Linked DNA regions of Homo sapiens: region 2 is linked to region 1. Evidence: read pairs that join two places in POLR2A ChIA-PET (ENCODE). Cell type or tissue: A673. All regions are shown on one strand.

Region 1 (5,000 bases):
TACCAACTAAATTATAAAAATGTAACAGTGACTCCCAAATTTTATCTATTTGTATCTGTCCTCAGGTTCAGGTATAAAACTCTATATGCTACATAAACACTTTATTTTATTTTATTTTGAGATGGAGTCTCACTCTGTTGCCCAGGCTGGAGTGCAGTGGCTCAATCTCGGCTCACTGCAACCTCCAGCTCCAGAGTTCAAGCAATTCTCCTGCCTCAGCCTCCCAAGGAGCTGCAATTACAGGTGTGTGCCACCACGTCCAGCTAACTTTTTCTATTTTTAGTAGAAATAGGGTTTCGTCATGTTGCCCAGGTTGGTCTCAAACTCCTGGCCTCAAGTGATCCACTCACCTCAGCCTCCTAAAGTGCTAGGATTACAGTGAGCCACCTCACCCAGCCTACATAGACACTTGAAACGCTCCACAATTTATGACAAAATCTGCTCTTCCTGCTCTTTTCATATACTGGTAATGATATTTTCAATGACACATTGCTCACGCAAGACACCTAGTATACGTCATCTTTGACCACTTCATGCCTCACTCCCTAATCTCACTTTTAATCCATAACTGTATTGTGCCCTTCCTCTTCCTAAATACTGGTGAGATCTGCCTCTCTCTCTCCATCTCCACTATTACCCTACTTAAAGCAAGCATCACCTTTCATCAGGACCACTTCAGTCACCTCCTAAATGCAGTAGTCCCCCAGTTATCCATGGGAGAAACATTCTAAGAACCCCAGTGGATGTCTGAAACAACAAATGGTACTGAGCACTTGATTCTGTTTTTTGCTATACATACATACCTATAAAAAGTTTAATTTATAAATTAGGCACAGTAACAGATTAACAACAACAATAAAATAGAACAGGCTGGGTGTAGTGGCTCACACCTATAATCCCAGGATTTTGGGAGGCTGAGGCGGGCAGATCACCTGAGGTCAGGAGTTCGAGACCAGCCTGGCCAACATGGTGAAACCCTATCTCTACTAAAAACACAAAAAAATTAGCTGCATGTGGTGGCACGTGCCTGCAGTCCCAGCTAAGCAGGAGGCTAAGGCACAAAAATCGATTGAACCTAGGAGACTGCAGTGAGCCAAGATCGTTCCACTGCACTCCAGCCTGGGCAACAGAGAAAGAGACTCCACCTCAAAAAATTTTTAAAAATTAAAAAAAAAAAATAACAATGTACTATAAGAAAAGCTATATGAATGTGGTCTCTCTCAAAATGCAGTCTGCATAACAACAACCACATATACAGTGGTGGTCCCATGAGATTAAATGGAACTAAAAAATTCCTATTGCCTAGTGACGTAATGATGTAATAGCCATAGTAACATGACAGAGCAATTTTTAAAATAAATTTAGTGTACATTAAGTGTACAATGTTTATAAAGTCTATAGTAGTTGTAGCAGTCCATTCTCTCACTGCTATAAAGAACTACCTGAGACTGGGCAATTTATAAAGAAAAGAGGCTTAATTGACTCACAGTTCCACATGGCTGAGGAGGCCTCAGGAAACTTTCAATCATCACAGGAGGGGAAGCAAGCACATCTTACATAGCAGCAAGCAAGAGAAAGAGAATGTGTACATAGGAAAAAACTGCCACTTTCAAAACCATCAGACCGCAAGAGAATTCACTCGCTATCATGAGAACAGGATGGGGGAAACTGCCCCCATTATCCAGTCACCTCCCTCCTTCAACACATAGGGATTACAATTCGAGATGAGATTTCAGTGGGGATACACAGCCAAACCCTATCAGTAGTGTACAAAAATGTCCCAGGCTTTCACATTCACTCACCACTTACTCACTGACTCACCCAGAGCAACTTCTAGTCCTGTAAGCTTCATTCATGGTAAAGCCCTATACAAGTGCATTTTTTAAAATCTTTCATACCATTATTTTAGCTGTACCTTTTCTATGTTTAAAAACACAAATATGGCTGGGCGCAGTGGCTCACGCCTGTAATCTCAGCACTTTGGGAGGCCGAGGCAGGCAATCACGAGGTCAGGAGATCGAGACCATCCTGGCTAACACGGTGAAACCCCGTCTCTACTAAAAGTACAAAAAAAATAAGCCAGGTGTGATAGTGGGCGCCTGTAGTCCCAGCTACTAGGGAGGCTGAGGCAGGAGGATGGTGTGAACCCGGGAAGCAGAGCTTGCAGTGAGCCGAGATCGTGCCACTGCACTCTAGCCTGGGCTACAGAGCAAGACTCCGTCTCAAAAAAAAAAAAAAAAAAATTCACTGAACATTAAAAGAAAATACACAAAATAGGCTGGACACAGTGTCTCACGCCTGTAATTCTAACACTTTGGGAAGCCAATGCAGGCAGATCATGAGGTCAGGAGTTCGAGACCAGCCTAGCCAACATAGTGAAACTCCGTCTCTACTAAAAAAAAAAAAAAAAAAAAAAAAATGAGCTGGGCGTGGTGGTGTGCACCTGTAATCCCAACTACTCGGGAGGCTGGGGCAGGAGAATTCCATGAACCCAGGAGGCAGAGGTTTCAGTGAGTCAAGATCGCGCCATTGCATTCCAGCCCAGGCGACAGTGCAAGACTCTGTCTCAAAAAAAAAGAAAAGAAAATACACAAAATAGGACGGGTGTGGAGGCTCACGCCTGTAATCCCAGCACCTTGGGAGGCCGAGGCAGGCAGATCACGAGGTCAGGAGATCGAGACCATCCTGGCTAACACAGTGAAACCCCGTCTCTACTAAAAATACAAAAAAAGTTAGCCAGGCGTGGTGGCGGGCGCCTGTAGTCCCCACTACTCAGGAAGCTGAGGCAGGAGAATGGCGTGAATCCAGGAGACAGAGGTTGCAGTGAGCCAAGATCATGCCACTGCACTCCAGCCTGGGTGACAGAGCAAGACTCCATCTCGAAAAAAAAAAAAAAAATACACAAAATATATTAATAGGACTGTGATAAGGATGGTAAGATTATGAGTGATTTCTTTTCTCTATTCCAAATTATACCATTTCCGTTATATTGTCAAGTTTTACGGAAAAATGTCACTAAATGCTAATTAAATCTGCCCACTGAAGATAAACCTATAATAAATAAAACAGGATGTCTCAGCAACAACAATAAAAAAGAAACTATAAGCCGAGCGTGGCAGCACCAGTCTGCAGTCCCAAATACTCAGAAGGCTGAGGCAGGAGGATCACTTGTGCCTGGGAGTTTGAGGCTGCAGTAATATAATAGCAATACTGCACTCCAGCCTGGGCAAAAGAGCAAGACTTGATCTCAAATTAAAAAAAAAAAACAAAGAAAAAACAAAACAAAAAAACAAAGAATTTTTTAAATACTAAAAATACAACATGTGAAGTAAAAATTTCACTAGGCAAGCTTCATAACAACAAATCTGAGATGACAAAAGAGTCAGTGAACTTGAAGCTACATCAATAGATAGAATCTAATCTGAGGCCAGGCATGGTGGCTCACACCTGTAATCCCAGCACTTTGGGAGGCCGAGGTGGGTGGGTCACCTGAGCTCAGGAGTTCGAGACCAGCCTGACCAACATGGAGAAACCCCGTCTCTACTAAAAAATACAAAATTAGCCAGGTGTGGTGGCACACACCTGTAGTCCCAGCTACTCAGGAGGCTGAGGCAGGAGAATCACTTGAACCCAAGAGGCGGAGGTTGTGTTGAGCCGAGATCGCACCACTGCACTCCAGTTTGGGCAACAAGAGCGAAACTCCACCTCAAAAAAAAAAAAAAGAATCTAATCTGAAAGAGGAAATAGAGGTAAAACAAACAAACAAAAAAAAAAACCAGGGCTTCAGGGACCTACAGGACAGTACCAAAAGGTCTCACATGCATAACCAAAGGCCTTAAAAAGAAGAAGAGAGAAAGAATATGAGGCAGGAAAGAAAATTTTGAAGAAACGATGGCTGAAAATTTCTTCAATTTGAAAAAAGACACATTCACAGATTCAAGAATCTCAGCAAACCTCAAATAGTCAAATGCCTTGCTAAACAGCAAACACAGAGGGAAAAATCTTGAAGCACCAAAAGAAAATGTCACATTACACAGAGGGCAGAGGGAACAGTGACTGGATAAATGGCAGATTTCTCATCATAAAATATGGAAGCCAAAAGAAAGTAAACTAAAATACTTAAATTGCTAAGAGATAAAGCACCGTCAACACAGAATTCTAAATCCAACCACAATGCCCTTCAAAAATAAAGATGAAATAGGTACTTTCAGATAAAAGAAAGAAAACACAATTTATCACCAAAAGATATGCCCTGCAAGAAAGGCTAAAGAAATTCTTCAGAATTAAGACAAATGATGCTAGAAAATGCCAATCTTCAGAAGACTACCACAAATGGTAAATATCTGGGTAAACTTAGAAGACTTTCAACTCTTAAGTTCTTAACATTACATGATTATTGAAAGCCAAAATTATATTGTTGTTTTCTGGGGCTTATAATATACATAGTTCCAACACACATGACAATAGCATAACTGACAACAAACAGAGGTGATATAAAAGAACAACTTACAAGCTTTGTATACTTTACGACTTGTACAATATTACCCATAAGTGGTAATACTATAAAAACAGACTGAAAAGAGTAAAGAAATATACTTAAATTGCTAGAGGAATGTGCAAAAGAATTAAGTTGAAACCCTTCCTGATACTATACTTAAAAATTAATTCAAAAGTGAATCGCAGATCTAAATGTAAGAGCTAAAACTATACAACTTTAGAAAAAAACATAGGAGGTAAGTCTTTAGGACTCGGTTAAACAACAGTTTTTAGACATAACACTAAAAGCAGAGGCAATAAAAGAAAAAATAACTAGAATTTACCAAACCTACAGACTTTTTTGCTACAAACAAAACCATCAGGAAAGTAAAAGGATGGAAGAAATATTTACAAGTCTACAAGTCGCATGTCTGACAAGTAGTTTGTATCCAGGATACAGAGCTCTTCCACTCAAAAATAAAAAGCTATACAGCCCAGTTAAAAATTGAACAAAGGATCTAAAT
Region 2 (5,000 bases), 230 kb after region 1:
AAAACTGATTGCACTAACAGGATAATGGTAATTTTCATTATATAAGGAAAGTACTTAATTATTCTATCTTGATCACAATTTGGAATAAACACTTGTCTGGTCTAGCAATAAACTGGGCACTTTCTTTAGCCAAAACAAACAAACAAACAAAAAAAGGGTCAGATATTATCCATTGATACAGTTTGGATATTTCTCCCCTCCACGTCTCATGTTGAAATGTGAGCCCCAGTGTTGGAAGTCGGACCTCGTAGGAGGTGTCTGGGTCCTGGGGGGGGGATCCCTCATGAATGGCTTGGTGCCCTCACCACAGTAATGATTTCATGCCAGATCTGGTTGTTAGGGTCTGGCATCTCCTCCTCCTCTCTCTTGCTTCTGCTCTTGCCATGTGACGTGCCAGCTCCCAGGTCACGGTCCTCCATGATTATAAGCTCCCTGACCCCTTACCAGAAGCCAAACAGATGCTGCTGCCATGCTTGTACATCCTGCAGAACTGTCAGCCAAATAAACCCCTTTTCTGGGCCGGGCGCGGTGGCTCTCGCCTGTAATCTCAGCACTTTGGAAGGCCGAGGTGGGCGGATCACTGAAGGTCGGGAGTTTGAAACCAGCCTGGACAACATGGTGAAACCCCATCTGTACTAAAAATACAAAAATTAGCTGGGCGTGGTGGCGGGCACCTGTAATCTCAGCTAGTTGGGAAGCCGAGGCAGGAGAATCGCTTGTACCTGGGAGGTGGAGGTTGCAGTGACCCGAGATCGTGCTACTGCAATCCAGCCTGGGTGAAGAGTGAGACTCTGTCCTAAAAAAATAAAAAATAAATAAATAATAAGCCTCCTTTTCTTTATAAATTACCCAGTCTCAGGTATTCCTTTATAGCAATGCAAAATGGACTAACATATCCATAAAGCCATTGACCAGGTGAAGAAAAATGATGATGGAGTCTGTTATCTGTCCACCACACTCTATCCTCCCATTCTTCCTCAGTATTAGAACACTACTGCGGATTTTGGCTGCATTTCCAGGGGCTACATTCCCCTGGCTCATGTCCCACTTTGCAGCAAACTGTGGCTATGCAACCCAGCTCTCACAGATGGAATATGAACAGAAATGTTGGGAGCAACTTCCCATTTACTTGATTAAGAGAAAGTCTCTAGCCCTGAACTCACCTCTTGCCCCTATCCTCGAAGTCTGGCTTGGCCACAATTTGGACATCCTTGGAAGTCATGTGTGGAAGGACTGCCATCTGCCACCCTGGACTGGGGACAAACCCACCTGGAATTCTTAAACTGGACTGTTAGATGAGTAAGACATAAACTTATCTTGTTTGAGCCATTGAATTTTTGGGTCTCTTTGTTACAGCAGCTATCATTTCCTCACCCAGACAGAGGCTAAAGCACTACATGTATATACCATTGCCTGGAGCACATAATCGTGCAAGTCCAGCACCTTAAGGTAGCGTAGGCACTCCCTCCTTCTCTTGCTTCCTTTGGTACTGTTCATCCAATATTGGCTTTGGTATCCACCTGTAAACCTACTTTTTTTCTCCTTTCTTTTGACCAGGAAAAATGCCTGCAACGTTGTCAGCCTCTAACCTCTGACTTCCAGGCTTTGCCCTCTCTTTATTCCCCTCTCACTAGCAGCTAGAGTATTATTTTTGAGGATGAATGAAAGTAGCCGCCTCTGGCTATGCACCCCAGTGACTCCTCCCTATAGCACCATAGAGATGATGTCTCTGTGGTTGTCGCGAAACCCAGACCTTGACTGGGTGTGCTGACTCAGACTTGTAATCCCCAGACTTTGAGAGGCTGAGGTGGGAAGATCATTTGAGACCGGGATTTCAAGACCAGCTTGGGCAACATAGTGAGACCCCATCTCTACAAAAACTTAAAAAAAAAAACAAAATCAAACAAACAAAAAAACCAGCCAGGCATGGTGGTGCACACATTTAGTCCCAGCTACTCAGGAGTCTGAGGTGGGAGGGTCACTTGAGCCTTTAAAAAAAAAAAAATCCCAGCTCTTTACTGACTCTATGCCTTCTCCACCCAGGGACATTTAATACACACTGTAAAGTCTGAATAGGCTGCCCTTGGGACAAGGGCCTGAGCAAGGGAGGCAAGGTAGACGTGCTAGGCTGAGGGAGCCACACCACCATGACGAAGAATGCATATATTTTTGTTTTGTTTTGTTTTGTTTTGTTTTGACGGAGACTTGCTCTGTCACTCAGGTTGGAGTGCAATGGTGTGATCTCTGCTCACTGCAACCTCCACTTCCCCAGTTCAGGCAATTCTCCTGCCTCAGCCTCCCAAGTAGCTGGGATTACAGGCACGTGCCACCATGCCCAGATAATTTTTTGTATTTTTAGTAGAGACGGGGTTTTGCCTTTTTGGCCAGGCTGGTCTTGAACTCCTGACCTCAGGTGATCCACCCACCTCGGCCTCCCAAAGTGCTGGGATTATAAACGTGAGCCACCGCACCTGGCCAAGACTGCATTTTACCACTTCAGTTACATCACTCTCCTGACTGCAAACTGCTCTTACCTCTTTCTTTCCTCTTTGTGATTCCTCATTTTACTCCCCCCAGGAGACAACTTTGTTCTCCTCCACAGTGGGAACATTTTTCTGATTATTCCTAAAATATATTATTATTATTATTTTGAGATGGAGTCTCACTCTGCTGCCCAGGCTGGAGTGCAGTGGCACGATCTTGGCTCACTGCAACCTCTGCCTCCTGGGTTCTAGCAATTCTCCCTGCCTCAGCCTCCTGAGTAGCTGGGATTACAGACACGTGCCACCATGCCCAGCTAATTTTTGTATTTTTAGTAGAGACGAGGGTTTCACCATGTTGGCCAGGATGGTCTCGATCTCCTGACCCTGTGATCTGCCTGCCTCGGCCTCCCAAACCTAAAATATATTATTATTTTTTAGAGACAGGAGCTCGCTGTGTTGCCCAGATTGGAGTGCAGTGGCTACTCACAGGTGCAATCATAGCTCACTGCAGCCTTGAACACCTGGGCCCAAGCAATCCTCCTGCCTTGCAAGGCCTCCCAAGTAGCTGGGACTACTGGCATGTGCCACTGTGCCTGGCTTAAATGTATTTTTACACTTTTTTAAAAAATTAGTATCCAAACAAGTTTCCTAGATTGTGTTTGATTTTTAGGTCTCTTAAGTGTCTTTTTTTTCTATGTCAGTGCTGGTCCCCCATTCCCTACTTCTATTGATTTGTTGGTAAAACCAGTTCATTTGTCCTAACAAATGAATACACCCTGGATTTGTCTGATTTCTTTGTTGTGGTATCTTTTAACTTACTTTGGTGTGTGTGTCAGATCTTTTAGCAAGCATTTTAGTTTGGCCTAGAGAACAGGTTGTGAGCTCTGTTTCTGTTTCTGACCATGTTGTATGGGCAGGTCACTTAAGTCCTCTATAGGCTGGTATTTCCATGCCCCCTCCCCCTCCAGCCCCAATGCATGCCATCATTTTTCTATCTGACAAATAGGGTTGATCATAACTTGCTCTGCTTTTAGAATGACATGAGAATGAAATGATGTGCTCTGTGTGGTAAGTATTAAGGTTCTTAGGTAGAAAGCGCTCTCTAAGAATGGTTACAAAAACTTCTTTTCTTTTTTTTGAGACAGAGTTTCGCTCTTCTTGCCCAGGCTGGAGTACAATAGCACGATCTTGGCTCACTGCAACCTCCGCTTCCCAGGCTCAAGCAATTCGCCTGCCTCAGCCTCCTGAGTAGCTGGGATTACAGGCATGCGCCACCATGCCTGGCTAATTTTGTGTTTTTAGTAGAGACGGGGTTTCTCCATGTTGGTCAGGCTGGTCCCTAACTCCCGACCTCAGGTGGTCCGCCCGCCTCGGCCTCCCAAAGTGCTGGGATTACAGGCATGAGCCACTGCGCCCGGCCAGAAAAACTTTTCTTTAGGCTGGAGGAAGTTCGATAAATTTAGGAATGCAAAAGCTTTAGTGACAGGGAGTGGGGAGAAAGGCATGAATTCATTGGCTGTTGAGATCGATGTTGCTCTTTTCCTCTCTGCGTATATATCACAGTGTCTAGACTTACATGGTAAAGGCGGGCACAAAAACACAATACGATCCAATTAGAAGTGCCACATTCCATTAAGCTTATTCTGTTTGCCTTCTTCCTTCCTACTTCGAATAATTGTGAGTACCAGGTAGGTTTCTGGCCGTTTCTTTATTCTTGGTGGTGTGATAACAGCAAAATAGGACAAGAAGAACATTCAGATGTGGAAAACTGCATTGCATAGGCTGATCGTACAATGTCTGAATAGGTAACAGGGGACCTTTCAGCTTGCATCAAGAGACCCCGAAATCTCAGCTCATGGATTGCCATCCAATTTATTGAGGCTGTCCTCTTGTCCTCATAGCTACCTGCCTGGCCATTGCACTGTTTTCCTTACCAACCAGGATTCCTGAGTGCAATCTGATGCAGGACTCCCTCTCTCGTTCCTTTCAAAGCCTCAGTGTCAGAGTCTCCTGCCCTAAGTGAACATGGAAGCTCTCAGTTACCAAACGGTTGGTCGCCACATAAGCTGCTGGGATTTGACACCATAGCAAAGTATAAGAAGCTCAGGGTAGCCTTTTAGGTTTGAGAGATTGAAAAATAATTTTAGTATTTAGAATGTAAAGAAAAGCACTTCTTTCTTCCTTCTTTTTTTAAAGACAAGGTCTTGCTATGTTGCCCAGGCTGGAGTGCAGTGGCGTGATAACAGCTCACTGCAGCCTTGAACTCCTGGGGCTCAAGCAATCCTCCTGGGTAGCTAGAACTATGCTTATCACTATGCCTGGCTAACTTTTTCTTTTCTTTTCTCTTTTCTTTTCTTTCTCTCTCTCTTTCTTTCTCTTTCTTTCTTTCATTCTTTTCTTTCTTCCTTTCTCCCTCTCTCTCTCTCCCTCCCTCCCACCTTTCTTTCTCTCTCTTTCTTTCTCATTCTCTCTCTTTTTTCTTTCTTTCTTTCTCTCCCCCTCCCTCCTTCCCTCCCT

The links. Peaks named below come from ENCODE experiments on the same cell type or tissue, not always from the same donor. Only the 100,000 strongest peaks of a DNase experiment are listed, where the experiment ranks them.
Region 2: POLR2A ChIA-PET joins it to region 1 with 6 read pairs; 2 of 35 experiments call an interaction of 5 or more read pairs at or near these places.

Annotation. Positions count from the first base shown.
Region 1 is chr10:21,578,288-21,583,287 of GRCh38, reverse strand. The region is part of intron 3 of MLLT10 (MLLT10 histone lysine methyltransferase DOT1L cofactor); the gene reads right to left. It also overlaps the pseudogene LOC100422524. Among named protein-coding and RNA genes, the nearest start is that of MLLT10, 47 kb to the right of the region's middle. In A673, no CTCF peak of the experiment used is centred here; no DNase peak of the experiment used is centred here; H3K27ac peaks cover 831 bases.
Region 2 is chr10:21,343,985-21,348,984 of GRCh38, reverse strand. All of the region lies in intron 4 of LINC02643 (long intergenic non-protein coding RNA 2643), which reads left to right. Among named protein-coding and RNA genes, the nearest start is that of LINC02643, 26 kb to the left of the region's middle. In A673, no CTCF peak of the experiment used is centred here; no DNase peak of the experiment used is centred here.